Regions from separate parts of the Homo sapiens genome. Here all the other regions are linked to region 1. The links are chromatin loops, found by intact Hi-C in ENCODE. Cell type or tissue: PC-9. All regions are shown on one strand. Links, peaks and the distances in the headings refer to the core of each region. The heading gives the core; the rest is flanking DNA. Region 1 overlaps CCN2-AS1 (CCN2 antisense RNA 1). Region 2 has its middle 130 kb from the start of LINC01013. Region 3 overlaps MOXD1 (monooxygenase DBH like 1).

Region 1 (6,341 bases), core at 605-5,604:
CAGGCACAGAAAGACAAACATTGCATGTTTTCATTTATTTGTGGGATCTAAAAATCAAAACAATTGAACTAATGAACATAGAGAGTAGAAGAATGGCTAGCAGAGGCTGGGAATGGTAGTGGGGGGCTGGCGGGGAGGTGGAGATGGTTAATGGGTACAAAAAATAGAAAGAATGAATAAGACCTACTATATGATAGCATAATAGGGTAACTATAGTCAATAATAACTTAATTGTATGTTTTAAAATAGCTTAAAGAGTGTAATTGGATGATTTGTAACTCAATAGATAAATGCTTAAGGGGATGGATAACCCATTCTCCATTCTGCACTTAGTTACCATTGAATGCCTGTACCAAAACATCTCATGTACCTCATCAATATATACACCTACTATGTACCCATAAAAATTAAAAATCAGGTGAGCGCCTTCTATGTGTCAAGAACAGTCACAGGTGCTGGTGAGGGCAGGGAGGGAAGACAAATAGATAAATATGTGTGTCGATTTTTTTTTTCTTTTTAGTGCTTTGGGTAAAGTAAATTGTTTTCATTTGTCTGAGAAGATTGACAAAGAAAGAGAGAAAAATAAACACACTTTTCTAATAGGAAGAGAACACTAAATATGACAATGAAGCTTTCCCATGGAGCCTGGACATGGCCTCAGAACATTCTCAACACAGAGCTCAGGAGAGCCACTAGCAGTCATTTCCACTTGCATGGAGTGGAGACCTATTCCTTATCCCATCCCCATCCCTAACTGATGTTCTGCTCCTCCTTTCTGTTAACTTGTGGGTTGTGGTCTATTATTCTTGCTTTTGTATCCCAACATTCTCTCATGGATGATCATTTTAAATTATGTTTTGTAATTTTGAATTGCGAACTCATCTTAGACTTCATCTGTAGAAATCCTCTACAACCTGACTTGGAACTATGCCCCTCTGAAGAGGTTTCCAGTTTGCTTCAGTCAGATACCCGAGATATTTGTATATTGGGACTAACTATTAATCTCCTGGCTTGGGGGTTCTCAGACCATATAGGTAGTACTGTTTCAAACCTCAAGGAGTTTTATGGGAAGACTCACAGATATAAATGGTGAGGAAAATTGTTTTCCTATCCAAACAGATCAAACTGTTTCTCCTTGTGCTAGTGAGTGGATTTTTTCTAACCCACCCCTTCAATGAAGTTTTGGTTCAGTAAGTGTTCTGGCTTTATTGGGGGATGGTCATGGGGTGATGGTTGTAGTTTCAGCTTCATCAGCTGGGTTCAGCGTTTTACATTCTGTGCTCATATGGGTGCTAAAACTGCAGACTTTTGGTTACTGGGACTGGAAACTCTCCTCCCTTCCAAGGTGGCCTCCGTGTTATTTGGCACTCATAGTTTTAAATTTATTATTATTTGAAGGCCCTGTAGAATTCCTCTTTTTTCTTGAGAGCTCAACAATGCATTTAAAATAATGTTGGCTATATTTTACCCACAATTTCTAGGTTTGTAGTGGGAGAATGTTCAGTTTATCTACAGCTCAGAAACATAAATCCATCTAGCAAATTCTTAACACCTGAGGTTATTCATTCAAGTAGTCCTTAGCACCCATAGATATATTTAACAACAGAGTAGGACCAGTGACAGCTGCTCCTTCTCTCATTATTGGAGCCCTTTACAGATCTAGATACAGAAGACTGAGTCCTGCTTGACTCTCCCACAGCAGAAACAAATATTATATTACACACATGACCCATATTACTGATTTTTAATATACAAATCTGGTCACAATTTTTCTGTGTAATTTAAAAAAATCCAGATGCCTGGATTTTATTCTTTATGCAAGAATCCAGTGTCTCTCTTTTGAGGTCTTACTTTCTCCCCCAAATTATTGAAGAATTCCTCAGGATTATTCAATATAAAGGGAGTTGGTCCTCTTCCAAGCCCCAGACAGAGAGCATTGGAGTCAGCTGTCCCTCAGTGCAGCTATCTAAGTCATTGCCACAAGGTGTCGCTGTTGGACATGGGTCTTGCTAGGTTCAGAGGCCAGTTTGCAACTGCAATTTCATCCGTGCTGGTACTCTCATTTGTAAAATAAGGTTACAGTCTTCAGTTCACTCCAGGTTTTTAGCAATTGTATTCTGAAGCTATGGGAGAGTAGCTGGTCCTGAGGGCCTTTTTAGCCTTAGCTAATGGTGTGCCAAACCACTTCTTTCTCACTTAGGTTTTCCTGCTCTCTTGCATTGCATTAGTGTTTAGACTGCATATAAAGAATATTATGCTTCCACATTATTTTGATTTCTCACTTAATACTGATAAAGTATTAACTCTCATGGATACAGTGCCCTGCTATCTCATAATTTTTTGATCCTCAAAACTCACTCTGTGCAGGCAGCACCGAACCCCAGAGAGAGGCAATGACCTTCCCAGGGGATTTCTACAAATTAATAGAAAAACTGGAACTCCACTGCCCACTGCAGCACCACCATGTCTTTCGGACAGTACCTCTTGCCACATGGTAAGCAGTTTGAGGTAAAAATCAAATATCTTCTATACAGCTGCACATACCCTTGCTCCTCTAAGTGGAATTCACCTCACTCATGGTCTGCTCTGAATCCTAGCAGTTGCAAACACAACACCAGTGGTTCTCAAATGTAGTGCTGGGACCAGGAGTATCAGCATCACCAGGAAATTTGTTAGAAATGCAAATTTTCAGATCCCACCTCAGACCTACAGAGTCAAAAACTCTGAGGATGGAGACCACCAATCTTTGTTTTAACAAATCCTATGCCAAGGATTCTGATGACTTGGGAAGCCCTGTCATAAAACAATATTTCATCTATTAGGTGCTCCAGATACAGTGCTTATGGATATAAAGTTTTAAAGGCCTACAAAAATGTTTGTAAAGTTTTGTCTCCAAATCACAAAAGAAAATTACTAAAGTGTAAATCAAGACTAATGGACTGACAACAGTGGCTCGCATCTATAATCCCAGCACTTTGGGAGGCTGAGGCTTGAGGATTGCTTGAGGCCAGGAGTTTGAGACCAGTCCAGGGCAACATAGCAAGACCCTGTCTCAACCAAAAAAAAAAAAAAAAATTAGCCAGGCATGATGGTATGTGACTGTAGTCCTAGCTAGTTCAGAGGCTGAGGCAGGAGGATAGCTTAAGCCCAGAAATTTGGTGCTGTGGTGACCTATGATCATGCTATTGCACTCCAGTCTGGGTGGCAGGATGAGACCTTTCTCCCTAAAACAAACAAAAAATAAATATTTTATTAACTATCTAAACCATAACAGAATAATATGTCAAATTATTCAGCTAATCTGAATTCTTAGAATTATCTATGTATATAATATGTTTAAAGCCTCCAAAAGGGACTTGTTTTGTCATTTGGTTCTTAAATGTAGAGATTCAACTACTCATATGGCATCTCTGCAGCTGAAGGTTAAAAATCTGGGAATGACAGTTGTCAATTTCTAGAGACGTCTTCAGATGGCCACACGATGTCAGTGTAATACAAAAGAAAGAGCAAATGACTCTATTGCAGTGGACTTCCATTGCAATGTCTTTTGAAACAAAATCATTAGGGGCAAGCGAAATGAGGGGGAAAAAAACCCAAACTGTATATAATCCTATTAGTCTTTTATGGCAGGGTGTCATGTTTTATTTTTATTTTCTTCCTATCTCTGCTCTTTTACCTGTGTGTTCTCCAGTGTAGCTGGGTTAGATGTTTAAGTAACATAAAGGGGAAAAGAAAAGAGAAAGAATTTTACTTAGCACTTATATATGAGCTACTATGTACCTAGCACAAAATAAATGCTTCAAAGGATCCAATGAATGAAATACTAAATGTTGATATTTACGTTGACATACAGTGCATTTATTACTGCTTCCTTTTAAGATGGGGAAAGGTTTAGGAAGGTTAAATTACATTCTAAGATCACACAACTGGTAAATGTGAATCCAGGATTTAAATGCAGGTTGTTGAAACACTAGAAACCTCTAATTTTTTCCCAAAACCATGTTGCATCTCTGAGAAGTAGTGTTGATGATGAATATTGTCTCTAGACAATTTTTAGTGTGCAAGGAGTATTGGTGCCATTAACTATTCCTTTGGGATCTGAAAACTTGTGAAATAATTTAGCCTTTTTGTGCCAGTATATTCAATATATCAAATACAGTATATTTCCATCTAAGAATAATTATTCTTTAAGTATGAGGAGTACAGATTTGCTATAGTTGAGCTGAAATTCAAAAGTTGACATTTAAGGAAAAATTTTCTTATTAGAGAATCTATTTTGAGACTTTATTACTCCCTGTTCTCTTACAAGACTTTAAGTACAGCAAGTCTCATCAATCTGTTTTGTATTGGTTGCTTAGAGGCAGTCTGTGGGTGCTGTATGGTTTGTCAACTATATAGTCACCTCCTAAAAATGGTATTATTGCTTGAGCATAAGCCTGAATGACAGAATAGCCCACAAAAGCTATTGACAGATGATTGTCTCTTATTGTTACTACAACTAGGGCAGATGTAATATGAAAAGTTTAGCTCTTAAATACTCCTTTCATCCAAGTCTGTACTTAGATTCTTGGAAACACATCTCATTGCATGGTCCAGGGCTCCCCTACCTGCTACCTCTCTGCTCTGCCCTCAGTATTTTAGGAGGTGTTCTAATTAAGGAATGGAGGTCCAACACAAATAATTTGCTCAGCAGTAAGTTCATGCTGGCAAATAAGGATCTCTCATTCATTTTAGTCTTTGCAAGGTTGTAGATGATTATCTATTGCTATGGCAAGATGTTCTTGACATATTGAGAAGTGGAAAAAATGGTTATCAAATAGTTTGTACAGTATTTAACCATTAAAATTATATTTATTGAACAATTTAAATGGATATACACACCAACATGTAATAGTGTAGTACTGTTCAATAGGAATGCATGAGTCAGGCTGGGCGTGGTGGCTCATGCCTGTAATCCCAGCACTTGGGGAGGCCAAGACAGGCAGATCACCTGAGGTCAAGAGTTCAAGACCAGCCTGGCCAACATGGTGAAACTCCATCTCTACTAAAAACACAAAATAAATTAGCTGGGTGTGGTGGCAGGCACCTGTAATCCCAGCTACTCAGGAGGCTGAGGCAGGAGAATGGCTTGAACCCGGGAGGTGGAGGTTGTGGTGAGCCGATATCACACCGTTGTACTCCAGTCTGGGCAGCAAGAACAAAACTCTGTCTTAAAAAAAAAAAAAAAAAAGAAGAAATACATGAGTCATATATATAATTGAAAATTTTTCAGGAGTCCCATTTAAAAAAATAAAAAGAAACAGGTAAAATTAGTTTCAATGATACATTAATATATTCTTAAATATATTACTTTATACATTTATATAGTTATATATTTTACATAAAATATACAAATATTTAGTATATTTATATTTAAATATATTAAATTAATCTATTAATATATTTAGTACTATATTAATAATATGTTAATGCCACATAGTAAAAGTGATATATTTTATTTAAGCCCGATACAATGTTGTTATTTCAATGTATAATCATTATAAAATTGATATATTTTACACTTTTTTATACTTAGTCTTTGAAAGCACATCTCAACTTGGACACTAAATTTCCATTGAAAATATCTGATTTGTGTAGAGATTTTATAAAATTTATGACTGAAAACAGAGTCATATACTTGAATTATTCTAGTCATACATTAAACTTTTTCAATAACTGAACAGAATATTGCTTTTTAAAGTTAAATAAATTCAAATTAAATAAAGTTTAAAAGTTAGTTCCTTAGTTGCACTAGACACATTTCAAACGCTCAGTAGCAATGTGTGGCTAGTGGCGACGGCTCTGCATAGTGCAGTGGTAAAGGATTTCCGTAGCACCTCAAATTGCATTTTCACGTATAGACCTAGAGGATGGCTTTTCCGGTTCCTGCCAGCTTGTCCTGCTGTGTCTGGAATTGGTGGGTTCTTGGTCTCACTGACTTCAAGAAGGAAGCCGCGGACCCTCGCGGTGAGTGTTACAATTCTTAAATATGGTGTGTCCAGAGTTTGTTCCTTCTGATGTTCGGACGTCTTAGGAGTTTCTTCCTTGTGGTGGGTTCGTGGTCTTGCTGGCTTCAGGAGTGAAGCTGCAGACCTTCGCGGTGAGTGTTACAGCTCTTTTTTTTTTTTTTTTTTTTTTGAGACTCTGTCTCGCTCTGTCACCCAGGCTGGAGTGCAGTGGCGCGATCTCGGCTCACCGCAAGCTCCGCCTCCTGAGCTGAGGCCGTTCTCCTGCCTCAGCCTCCCTAGTAGCTGGGATTACAGGTGACCGCCACCATGCCTGGCTAATTTTTTTGTATTTTT
Region 2 (6,341 bases), core at 897-5,896, 330 kb after region 1:
TCGTCCCCACTCTATTACTCCTCACATCCATGATACACTCTATACCCAAGTTCCTATGTACACTTTGTTTTTTCCAAATAATACCTCCACGTACTTTTCAACCTTGTGTCCCCTTTCTGGCTAGCCATCCTTTAACCAACCTCAGGTGTCTCTCCCCTACCAGATTAGCCCTCTTTCTTCTTCATTTTTGGCTAGCATTTATCAAGGGCAACTGTCTGCTGGCACTGGACTACTATTTTCCATACATGATCTCAAGTAATACTCAAAACAACCCAAGTAGGAAAGTCCTGCTATTATTCCCATTTTACAGAAAAGGCACAAAGAGATAAATAATTTGCCCAAGGCCCACTAACTAATAAATAGTAGAGCTTCACTTGCAGTGCAGGTCTGTTGAACGATTCCAGAGCTAGGAATCTTAACAGCTATACCATCTTCTCCAACCATTGCTCCATCCTTTCCCCTCTCTCCCTCTCCACGCCCTGCCCAGAGGGTAACACACTTCCCTCTGCGCACCTGCACCCCTTCCTTCCTGGCACTAGTGTGCTTCTATAGCACTTTCCATGTTGTTTGTTAGACAGTTTTGTGTCTGCCTCCTTGTTAGAATCTGAGTTGCTTGAGATCCATCTTTTCTCTTTTCCTCAATAGTATATTCTCTGTGCATGGTATAGGGATGGATACATACTAGGTTCTTAGTGTTTGTTGACATGGATCTCTTCTCCAGAGCAAAAAGGCTTACTATGTATTCTAGGCATAATATTCAGCTTAATAGCAAGGTGGTCTCATCATATACAAATGAATATAGTAATAAGAGGTTCTTGCTCATTCTAGTTTTACCATGGAGGCTCCCTGGGATGATATCATTTAACTGTTGTTTTTAAAGCTGGATAAAGTTATTATGAAAAAAAGCAGGATAAAACTGATTTTAGCTGATGTTTTGATGCAATTGATGTTATCAGTAAAGAAGTGCTAATTTTACAAAACTGAGAGTACAGAATAAGTATGTGAGATAAGGCAGGATACTCAGGGGATGTCTTCCATGTTTTGATTCCTATGCAACAGCAGATAAACTACTAAAATCAACAGTTCTATTGAACAGAGTGCTGTTTTTAAAGTAAAAAAGGAGGGCTGTTAGGAGGGCTGTTTTTAAAGTAAAGAAGGGAAAGGTGCCTATATATTTTTGTGTCTCAGGCAAAGACTTCTGGTCCATTATTTAAAGAGTCAGCATTTTAGTTAAAACTTTATCAGATGTTGGTGAGATACTTCTGGACCCCTAGCCCTTAACTGAAAAATAATTTATGCACCTTTATTTGCTAATATGTGAATCATATTCAATTTTTTTACATCTATTATGGTAAAATAGGCTACGTGAAAGTTCTGTAGACAGAAAAACCAATTTCCATTGGTCCTGCTTCCAGACTGGGTCTTGAAAGCTGCACCCACCCTGAAGGACCCCTTCCTGCTCACAGCCCCACTCTGTGTGATGGTACTGTGTGCCCAACAGGCATCAACTCTACCCATGCGAGGCCATGGCACTCAGCATTTTTGTTTCAGGAGTCACACTATCTTACAAAAGTAGAAAAATATATTCAACTTCAACTTTTTGGACCCTTCAAAGAATATTGCTATGGATAGATGAGTTTTGGTTCTAAGAGGGTATTTTCTCCCCAAAGTACTACTTATCGGTTTGAAAATGATTAGCTAATTTGAACAGAGATCTTTCCATACAGCATTTTATGCTCTCTTCTTCTTGAACCAATAGTCAAAAGTGGTTTGATATTTTTTTCATGATTTATTGTCACCAGCATGAACATTTCTTAATGAACTCTGGTGCAAGGCTATGTTTTTTCTAGGGTTCATTAAAATTGATAAGAATTTGGGCTCTTGCATTAAGTGACCCGATGTAAACTCATTCCCTGCTGTGAATATAGATGTCAATGAAAGCAGATCTGAATTTCCTTGGATTTGGAAACCACTTTTGTCTACAGTAACAACAGAGAAATTGTGTAATACAATAATAACAGGTACATGCAGTGTATGTGCTAATTAATGGCAAATACAGTTGAGGTAAGGGTCAGCTATACCCTCCCAAGAATACTGTACCTGTTCTTTGGTGCTTTGATTTGGTGTGTATTTTATCCGCTCACAAGCTGTTTTTCCCCCACCTGGTTTATAACTGTATTTCAAATACATAAGGTTGCCAAACAGATGAGTTCCTTAGTAGATTAGGTGATGATGCAATGAGTTTGTTTATTTTATACCTGTACAATTATGTTTATCTACAGCATTCAAATGAGAGCTTGTATCACACAGTGGATAAGAGACCAGGCCTGGCTGTTTGCAAATCCTGACTCAGCCACTTAGCAGCTGTGTGCCTTTTAGGCAAGTCATTTAACCCTTGTATTCCATGGTTGTCTTATCTGTAAAATAAAGATAATAGTAGCACCTAACTCATGGGGCTTCTGTGAAGATTAAATATGTAGAGTCCATACAGTGATGCCTAGCACACACTAAAGACTCAGCTAATGCTGGTTTTTGTTAACATTGCTTATTGCAAACAGGATTGTGAATCTCAGTGTTAAATTGAGTCACTACAGGTGCTCAATATTCATGTCCCATCTATAATTCTGCTTCCTGCAAAGACCTTTTCCTAAACGTAATGAACCCTCTCTTTAAAATACCAGGGGAACTTTGATCTACTTTTCTTTTGGTGCTTATGTTGCTGTACCTACCACATAAGCAGTCATGAGGATACTGGCTCATTTTCCCAGTGGGAGAAAAACTCAGGAAAGGGCAAGAACTATAGTATCCATTACCTGCTCCTAAAGCACTGGCATTTAAGACCAATCAGAAACTAGTATGGAACTGAGAATAAATGAATATTTATATATTTGGCAGCTCTTTCACTCAAAAGTGATATATAAATTGCTTCTTGAGGAATGCCCCTGTAATGATAATCTTACAGAGGAGAACTTGCCCTGGGCATGCATAATGTTTACCATGAAAATAAAGTTTTCTAAGTGCTTTTTTGGACTGGCTTACTCTCAGATTTGCAAACCAGTAGAAAAACCAACCACTCCAAAGAATGTGACTTTCAGTAAGAACAGCAGGGCTTTCCTTTCATGCCCAAACCTTTCTCTGGGAAAAGGAAAATCAATACCCTGAAGGGGATTTTCCAGGTTTGTTTTCTCCAATTTTGCCCTGCTCGGGCAACACATGTTGACAGCCCAGATGGAAAATGTTGAAACACTCAATAAGGATGCTCTTCCAACTACATCAAGCTAAAGCCTGTGGGATATCCTTTCGATACAACTACACTTTTTCATACTCTTTCAATTCTCTCAAGTTAAGGAGAGAGAAATGTGAATTAAAGGTATAATACTTATCAGTGATAGGCAGTCTGTATGAATCATTGCTTATAGATTTTAGTCCTCGAACAGTTCACATTCTGTAAAAATAGTCATAAATTCTTAACTCAAAAATGTTTTATGGCTGAAGAAGAAAAGTTGCACGCTGTAGGGTGTATGTATTGTGTGGTTACTTCTAAAAATAAAAGTCATCTTTCAAGACACTTTAGAAAAACAAAAAAGGGATTCCTATCAGTTAAAGAGGAAGAGATGCCAGGAGGAGCATTGTTGTTTTGAAGAAAGGGAGGAACTCAGCCTCTGAAGAAAATACTACAAGTCCATCCCAATTTCTTAACTTACAAACACCTCCTACTCCCAGCTCCCACCTCCACTGCACCACTTCTCTGCTTTACCTCCTCTGAGGCTGCACTTTACCCTTTTAATCTCCATTATTCTCTCCTTGCTATGAAACAACCAAGCTAAACTGGACTCTTCACACCACCTTGTGGCACATCTAAAAACTTGGGATTTTTGTTTGTTTCTTTTACTCAGAAGTACTTCCAAAAGTCTTCATAATATGGTTTGGCTATATCCCCACCCAAAATCTCATTTTGAATTGTAATCCCTATAATCCCCATAATCCCTACGTGTCAAGGGAAAGACCTGGTGGAGGTAATCGAGTCATGGGGACAGTGACCCCCATGCTGTTCTCGTGACAGTGAGTGAATTATCACAAAATCTGATGGCTTTATAAGTGTTTGGTAGCTCCTGCTGAGTTCATTCTCATTCGTGCCACCTTGTGAAGAAGGTGCCTTGCTTCTCCTTTGCCTTCCACCGTGATTGTAAGTTTCCTGAGGCCTCCCCAGCCATGCTGAACTGTGAGTCAGTTAAACCTCTTTCCTTTATAAATTACTCAGTCTCAGGCAGTTCTTTATAGCAGTGTGAAAATGGACTAATATACTTCATGTAGCTCTTCCTTTTCTAATTAAGCTTTTTTAAAAATGGTAAATAACTAAAATTTTCCTCATCCCATTAAATGGTTGAATATATACTATTTTGTACTTCAGTAGTATGGATTCTTGTTAAGGATGACTTATCATCATTGGTATTTATGTTCTTAGTTTTGTCTTACCGATTAACAATGAACTTCTATAACATAAACTTCGTTTTTACTTCAAAAAACTTAAAACAGAATTACCATCGAATCAACAAAACAATGATAGCTTAAAATATAGACAACAGTAATAATAGGAAGCACAAGGAAATTAGCTGCACTTCTGCTTTGGACACACAGACCTCTTCAAATAGTCTGTAACAATCACAGGTCTGCTATTATTCCTCTCCCTTCCAATAAAAATCCTATACACATTTGATATCTCCCAGACCCTGCTTTGTTTCCAAAGATTCAGTAACTTGAAAAATATATGGTGTGTCCTAGTTGAACACTAAAGTCTTTGTACAAGAGCATGGGTGTTTGAAGACTTATTACAGCATTTGAATCAGGTTCAAGATAAAAGGGATTTGAACAAATAGCTAAAGGCATGAAAGTGTCCATGGATAAAAAGCAATGTAAGCTTCAGAGAAAATAACAGAGATTTCTAGATTTGGAAGAAAATTTCCAAACTCTCATTCATTACTGGAGGAGATGAAGAAACATAACAGGTTACACATGGCTTATTGGTAGCGGTGTGGGATGAGTCAAGGTCCTCTGATCTCCAGTTTATTGGACTTTCCTCCAACAGGGAAAGAGATTCTTGGCATCTTGAAATCATACCAATGACAGGAAATAGGACAGTGACAGTAATGGTCCCCTTCTAAATCTAGACTTACCTTGCTGCATTGTTCTAGGTTGTAATACACAGATTTCTGTATAGAAGGAGAAGATCTTGGAGACACAACAGTTCTAATCATAAAGGTAAATATACCAAATCACTTTGTCCAGCACTTCTAGATGACTCAATGAATGAAACGACAGGGCTACTTTTGGCTTTCTTGCCAGCCACACAGGCATATTTCAGCAGATCATTAGACTACACATTGGTTATGAATGAGTTTTCCAAACCTATTTTATTCTTGTGCTTGTAACAACTGCAGGCTCAGTCCTTTAGTCTGTACTGGAAACAACTGGAGCAGGCTCAGAATGAAGCTCTTGATGGATAACACTCCTCTCAGCTCATCTCATTTCCAGCAAAGTCTATCTTCCCTGTGACTCTTATATGTTCTACTCTCTCAGTCATGGATGTCAATGAAAAGTCTACTTAATGTAAAGTAGAACATCACATCTGATTTTTATAATATTCAGCTAAGGAGAATTTCCCTCTTATAAGTAAAAATTCTCTCTCATTTGAATTATGACACACTGACCATTTCTTTTTGTCTCTCTCTCTCTCTCTTTTTTTTTTTTGAGATGGAGTCTTGCTCTGTCGCCCAGGCTGCAGTGCAGTGGCGTGATCTCAGCTCACTGCAACTTCTGCCTCGTGGGTTCAAGTGATTCTCCTGCCTCAGCCTCCTGAGTAGCTGGGATTACAGGCGTACGCTACCATGCCCAGCTAATTTTTGTATTTTTAGTAGAGATGGGGCTTCAGCATGTTGGCCAGGCTAGTCTACAACTCCTGACCTCAAGTGATCCACCCACCTCATCCACACTGACCATTTCTTATATGACTCTTGTATCTGTACTTGAGGGGTAAATGTTGGGAAAGATGCAGGAGCCTTTGGAATCTGGCATGCCTCCCAAGCATGTGGTGTTACATGATCCACATCACTGTTGTTGAGCACAAGAGAGACAGACATGTTGGGACAGCTGTCATTGTGTGATGTCAAAGAAGGGGTTTGCTGCAGGCTTTGGCTTGACATGCTTTGAAATATTTCTCAGCTTTTTGGAAGTATAACTATATTTTCCATGTAAAACAGATCAATTTTTTTATTCTGAGAAAATATGTTACATGAGAGAGACAACATGGAAAGCTGCCTGTGCCTACAGGATTCTAGCTTTTT
Region 3 (6,341 bases), core at 405-5,404, 370 kb after region 1:
TTTCTTAAACAATGTATAAAATACCACACAAAAGTGTAATTTCATTTAGTTTATTAATATGATCCAAACAGATTTAGCTTAAGAGATGAGGACAGGACATAAAACAAGATTTGGCTGAGCTATATAAAGAAAACCAAAAGAGTGACAAGATTTTCAATTGGTGACAATTTAAAGTCATTTATTAACTAATATAAAAATAAATCTACAATAGAACCATGACTTAAACTGAGCCAGTATGTGGTACATGTGTCACCCAAAGTCAGCAAGGAACCATTCAGAACTTACACCCTCCTGGACTGGCTCACACGGCCTGTCTTTGATCTGGAACCTCATATAAGTCACCTCACAGCACTGGGTTTGCAGCCAGCTACATTTTTTCTCCTCAGCCTATGATCAGTTATTAATACATACCATTTCTATGTTTCCCATAGCCTCTTTCTTTTCAGATAGTGACAGAGCTCTAGAAAAAACTCATCTGGCCAGTACTAAACAGGGAAGGTGAAAAAAAGTACTTTAAGATGGGTGTGGGGTCATTTGGGGTACCAACAGACTCAGATAAACAAGGGAACCAGAGTGGGCATCAACAAAAAGCATTGAGGTAAGGGGCCCAGTGGTAATTCACAGAAAAGACCAGAACTGGACAATATTAAAGTCAGGAAGAATGGCTGTTACACTTGAAAAGTCACACTAGAAGAACAACAAAGAAGAAGAAAACTGGAATGAACAGTAGTCCCTTTTATATTTTTTAAAAGGAAGGAATTTTTTAAAGAAATATAAAAGTCAAGTCAAAAAGTGAAATAGCAACAATGAGTATTTAAATAAAACAGAATGTAGTAGGAAAGAAAGAATTCTTTTATTCCCACATGACAGCCCAATTTTTTAAAATGGTTATCTTAAGTCAGGCCAGTTTTATTTTATTGACCATGTATATATAACATCAGATATTTCTAAGAAAGAGAAGAGAACCTGATTGATGTCTCTCATGTAACATGGAAAGGAAAAAGGAGGGAGGGAAAATGGGGAAGAAAAGTCTCCACACTCTTCATGCCCAAAGTGGACACAGTCTTTAACCTGTACTTCAAATGACAGGTTCAGATCATAGAAAACATTGTCAAGTCCAACAGAATTTTGATCACAAGCTCTTGGTGCTCAGCGTGCAGCTGAGTAGCAGAAGGCAAACAAGCAAGTTGATGGAGAAATCTCTGTGCAGGGAAGAGGAAGAAGACGTGCCACACACCAAAGGTTCTGCTTTATAGGGTCTTTCTATATCTGGAGGTAATGCTGTCATTCCTTGAATCTGAAAATGGAAGCACAAACAATGCAAATGAACATCTGATTTAAGGCAGCACAGTGACCAGGCCGCTCAGCTGCCCACACTTCTGCAGGGGATAAAGGGGGCAGGAGTGGTTACCAAAGGAGTCACACACTGGGGGAGTCAGAAACCTAGGGTTAAGGAGGAAACAGAAAAGAGGGCCAGGCACTCCTTTGGAAAAGAATACAAAGCAGGCTCTATTGCTTTTTGCAGCACTCATTCCGGCCTGTTCCTGCTCTATCCCAACCTTAGTTTTAGAACTAATTTTTCTCTTGAAAGGGGGTAGAATGAGGAGTTTTCAGTCAATCCAAGTAATCATTGAACAAAAATTATCAGACATTAGAAGGCAACTGGACCCCTGGATTTATGGATATTTGTCTTCTCCTTAGGTTTTCCTGTAATAGATTCAGATAAAATGTGTCATCTGGGTTGTCAGAGGTTAAAAAGAGCTTACCGACCACTCAGCATTGTCTGTCTTGGAACATCTCACATTCACTGGCAGGCTGAGGACCAGCTTGTTGAAGGAGAGACCTTCCTTTTTAGTCCATTTAAACTTATTCATAGCATCCATGAAAGAAAGGTTTTTATATTGCTTGGGACTTTTGATAATGAAAGGCCAGGTCCTGAATTTAAAAGACACAGTTAGTCATATTCAGAACAAATGCATTACATGTTTCCTTTACTTTTCAGCATCCTAAAATAGATCTCACACTTATTCATTTTCATACACATAGATAACCTAATGCAAAATGTTGATGAGCTCATCAGTGATTACTAGAAGAAATACCAAATAAAAGATTTTTAAAGAATGATATTTATTTTTTAGTAGCAGATTGGCATTAATTTTATTTTTAATTTTATATTTTTTAATAGATATGGGGTCTTGCTATGTTGCCCAGGTTGGTCTGGAACTCCCAGGCGCAAGCAACCCTCCCACCTCCACCACTCAAAGTGCTGGGATTATAGGTGTGAGCCACCATGCCCGGTCAAAATTTAAACAAATAATTTTGTCTCAGAAAGCTTCTACAGAGTCTCACAATTCTACATTAATTTGGTTTGGTTCTAGTTAAAAAATTAACTGGTAAGCATTCATTTCTGAAAAGTACAATGCTAATGGTGTAATCAAGAAACCTGCAGGTTCCTAAAAGATACTGTGAGAGATGGAAAGTTCAAACCCATACACTATAAAAGCCTGACCCCTGCTGGCTGATCTGTTTTGGCTTAGCTAAGTGAGAAGACAAATACAACAAAAAATGTGATTTGATCAATGCTTCAAAAATTTTACTCATTTCTCAAAAGAAGACATACATAAGGCCAAAAAACATGAAAAAATGCTCCACATCACTAATAATCATCAGAAAAATGCAAATAAAAACCAGAGTGAGATACCATCTCACCAGTCAGAAGGGCTATTATTAAAATGCAAAAAAAAACAACAACTGATATTGGCAAGGTTGCAGAGAAAAGACAATGCTTATACATTGTTGGTGGGGATGTAAATTAGTTCAGCCAACTGTGGAAGCAGTTTGTAGATTTCTCAAAGAACTTAAAACAGAACTACCATTCAACCCAGTAATCCTATTACTAGCTATACACCCAAAGGAAAATAAATAGTTCTACCAAAAAGACCACATGCATTTGTATGTTCATCATAGCACTATTCACAATAGCAAAGACATGGAATCAACCAAGGTGTCCATCAAAGGTGGACTAGATAAAGAAAATGTGGTACATATACACCATGGAATACTATGTAGCCACACAAAAAAAGAAAGAAATCATGTCCTTTGCAGCAGCATGGGTGCATCTGGAGGCCATCATCCTAAGTGAATTACACAGGAACAGAAAACCAAAAACCGCGTGTTCTCACATATAAGTGGGATCTAATCATTGAATACACATAGACATAAAGATGGGAAAAACAGACACTGGGAACTACTAGAGAGAGAGGGAGAGAGGGAGACAAGAATGAAAAAACTACCTGTTGGGTGCCTGGCTCACTACCTGGGTGATGGAATCATTCATACTCTAAACCTCAGTTTCACACAATATACCATTGTAACAAACCTAAACATGCATCCCTTGAACCTAAAATAAAAGTTGAAATTTTAAAAATGTACTGAGAAAAAAAATACCCTATATAGAATACACTCTGCCTTCACCTGCCACTCCAAAAATCACATGCCAAATATTCAAGAAAGGAAAAAGAAATCACAAGAATGACATGAGCAGACAGAAGAAGTGACAGAAAAAGTGAAGTGAAAAAGTGAATGACATAACTTGCTTGAAAAGATAGTTTTCAGGTGTTGTCTTTCATTAAATATAAGTTTTATATTATTGATTCCTGAAAAAGGGAAAAGTGTAAGTGCTGGCATGTCACAAAATTTTACATTAATCCATGGACCTTGCAGGAAATTATCATGGTGACTAGAAAGTATCTGGCACTCATAACATCCCAAGATGTTACAGTAATTTCTATAATTATCAAATAATCTCAGCTGAAGAATATACATTAATCTTCATATTTTTAAAATTTATTTATGTCATTTCTCTCTCCCTCTCTCTCTCTCTCTCTCTCTCTTAACATACATAACCCACTCAGGCACATTGAATATCATCTTTTTAAGTAAATTAAAAGTTCCTTATTAATTTCTTGGAGTTATAAAGATAATTTTTTATGTCTAAATTTGAAATATTTCTTCCATATCTAATAAGTGAGACAATGAGGAAAATAGGTAATATATATAGATCTTTACATTTTTCATAATTTCCTTTAATTAGAATCAATATATATCTTTGTTGAGTTTTAAATGCATTATTTTATACAAAGACCTTAAAGTGAAGCCCCATAAAGTAAGAGCAATCAGCATTGCATTACATAAACATACCTAGCAATGGCCTAAAATCTATAGCATTTGAAAATTAAACATATTGTGACAATTTTGTAGAGACACAATCCAGAATTAGTATCAAGCAAAAACTTGACTTGAAAGAAGTTATTATATTTGCATACAATGTCCTTTTAAAAGCACTAAAAGCTACAGCTATTGATCATTTTAAGTCAATTATTAAAAATAAAATTTACTTTTCAAAAAGATAAAATGCCTAATTTGAAAAAGAGAAAATCAATTTTATAACCAGATAAATGCTAGGGGAAAATCATCAGTCTGTAACCATCTGAAACACCACAAGGTGGCACGACAGCTTTACTATGGTGCTTAGGTTGCCTAAAGCCTCTGGTGCCCCGCTGTTAAGAGTGAATAGTGTGACCATTATACACAGATGAAATCTTAAAAAGCTTTGCTGCTATAATAATTTACTAAATTGCCTATTATTGAGATTGTCCAACATAAAGTGACAGAAGAGGTGTAACCCCATTTGTCAGTTTTTAGAACAGATATGTAGAAAGGCCAAGCCCAATGGCGCGTATGTTGGAGACAGAATGACTGAGGCTGGGTGACCTGGGGATGTGGTCATCAACCTTTCTGAGATGGCATCTTTGTCTCATATTTATCATCTCCTTTCCACTCCCACTAACTTGGTTTAGGCCCCTGTTCTATAATAACTTTATACTAATAAACATCCTACTTGTCATCTCTAACCTTTCTAGCCTATCCTACACACTTCCAAATTATTTCCTAGAGAAAAGAGCAGACAGAAAAAGTGAATATTTATCCTGAATACTTTTTTTCAAAAAGACTAAGCTTTAAACCAGGTAACCTTAAAGTAGCAAGTATTTCTGCTTTTACTGGGATTAGGGATTAGTTGGAAATAATTGGGAATGTTACAGAAATAAAAAGTTACATTTCTGCATATCTTGTCAGTGTGTAAATGTCTCTCCATACATACATGTAAACGAATGGTATTATATATATATATATATATATATATTACTGTAGTCAATAAAAAACAGTGTTATTATTATGCTTTAATATTGATGGGTAATTTTCCTTTGTAAATTCCATCTAAACTCTGAGACATGTTTTTCTAAGAAGATAGCAAAGTTGACTGCAATACACCATGGTAGAGTAATTTTTTAAATTTTTAAGTGGAACATAAAGCTATTTATTCTTATAAATTCAAACTGATCAATGGAAATTTTAAAAGTTTAATGATTTTTATACTTGGTCCCTCTGTTCTATATAAATTGAAAAGCAGATGGAGAAAAATAATCTGTGGTTACATTTCTTATCTGAGCCTCTCTGGACTCCTGTTTTAAAAGTTTTATTGCTAATGTCTTTCTCGGGGTAGAGAAGGAGAAGGAAGGAAGAGAGATGGAAGATTTAACCAAGAAACAAAGTCCATGTACTTATAGCTAAATGAACTATATTACACACTCTCCATCCATCAAGCAAGTAAACATGTGATCAAAAACTAGCAAAAGGAACAAAAATTCATTAACAGACTTCCACTTTTGGCCATGTTGGAGTAACTGACACTAACTTCCTGTAAAAAACTCAAAATTCGACAAACCATATGAAACAGCTGGTTTGGACATTGGAAAATAGCACAGAACTATGATCCCCAAAAGGAAGGAAACAAATAAGGTGTTTGAATATTATGTTCATCCCAGCTTTCTGCCTAGAAGCATTCTCTGAACCAGAATGCAGGAAAGGGAATTTCGAAACAGAAAATGACGATCTCAATAAGTTAAGGAGATGAAGACCAGAGTTAAGGGAGTCTGAAGAAGCTTACATATTCAAGGTAGACTACTGCAGAGGAAAAATTTGTATAAGGATCCTCTGAGTCAGTAACTAAGCAATAAGCCAACTATATTTAGGGTAAAATCCACAAGACTGGGCAATGAACAACTAGAAGATTGTGACCTAAACAATTCCCAGAGCCTGTATAGAGCTAGCAGACATTTGAGCTCAAACTAGCCAGAGTGGAATGTCTCTGTTGACTACACGGAGTAAACATCTATTCTAGACTCACGCTAACAAGGTTCTTTAAAGAAATAAAAACAACCTAGTACTAATTAACAGAATGTGCATAATGTCCTGTTGTCTATGTCTAGTCAAAAAATTAT

The links. A loop is a pair of places that touch in the nucleus more often than their neighbours do. Peaks named below come from ENCODE experiments on the same cell type or tissue, not always from the same donor. Only the 100,000 strongest peaks of a DNase experiment are listed, where the experiment ranks them.
Region 2: it touches region 1 in a loop (15-fold over the local background); 17 of 110 quality-filtered maps call a loop at or near these places.
Region 3: it touches region 1 in a loop (15-fold over the local background); 21 of 110 quality-filtered maps call a loop at or near these places.

What each region holds. Positions count from the first base shown.
Region 1 is chr6:131,921,577-131,927,917 of GRCh38, forward strand. All of the region lies in intron 2 of CCN2-AS1 (CCN2 antisense RNA 1), which reads left to right. Among named protein-coding and RNA genes, the nearest start is that of CCN2-AS1, 23 kb to the left of the region's middle. In PC-9, for the core only: CTCF peaks have their summits at 2,002 (motif pointing right), 2,203, 3,473 (motif pointing right) and 3,674; a DNase peak (open chromatin) is centred at 2,005.
Region 2 is chr6:132,255,440-132,261,780 of GRCh38, forward strand. No RefSeq gene overlaps it. Among named protein-coding and RNA genes, the nearest start is that of LINC01013, 130 kb to the left of the region's middle. In PC-9, for the core only: CTCF peaks have their summits at 3,851 and 4,053; no DNase peak of the experiment used is centred there.
Region 3 is chr6:132,296,021-132,302,361 of GRCh38, forward strand. MOXD1 (monooxygenase DBH like 1) reads right to left here. Exons shown (of 12, transcript NM_015529.4): 11 at 1,767-1,935; 12 at 35-1,297. The coding sequence ends at 1,133. Among named protein-coding and RNA genes, the nearest start is that of MOXD1, 100 kb to the right of the region's middle. In PC-9, for the core only: CTCF peaks have their summits at 2,527 (motif pointing left), 2,726, 4,504 (motif pointing right) and 4,709; DNase peaks (open chromatin) are centred at 2,511 and 4,531.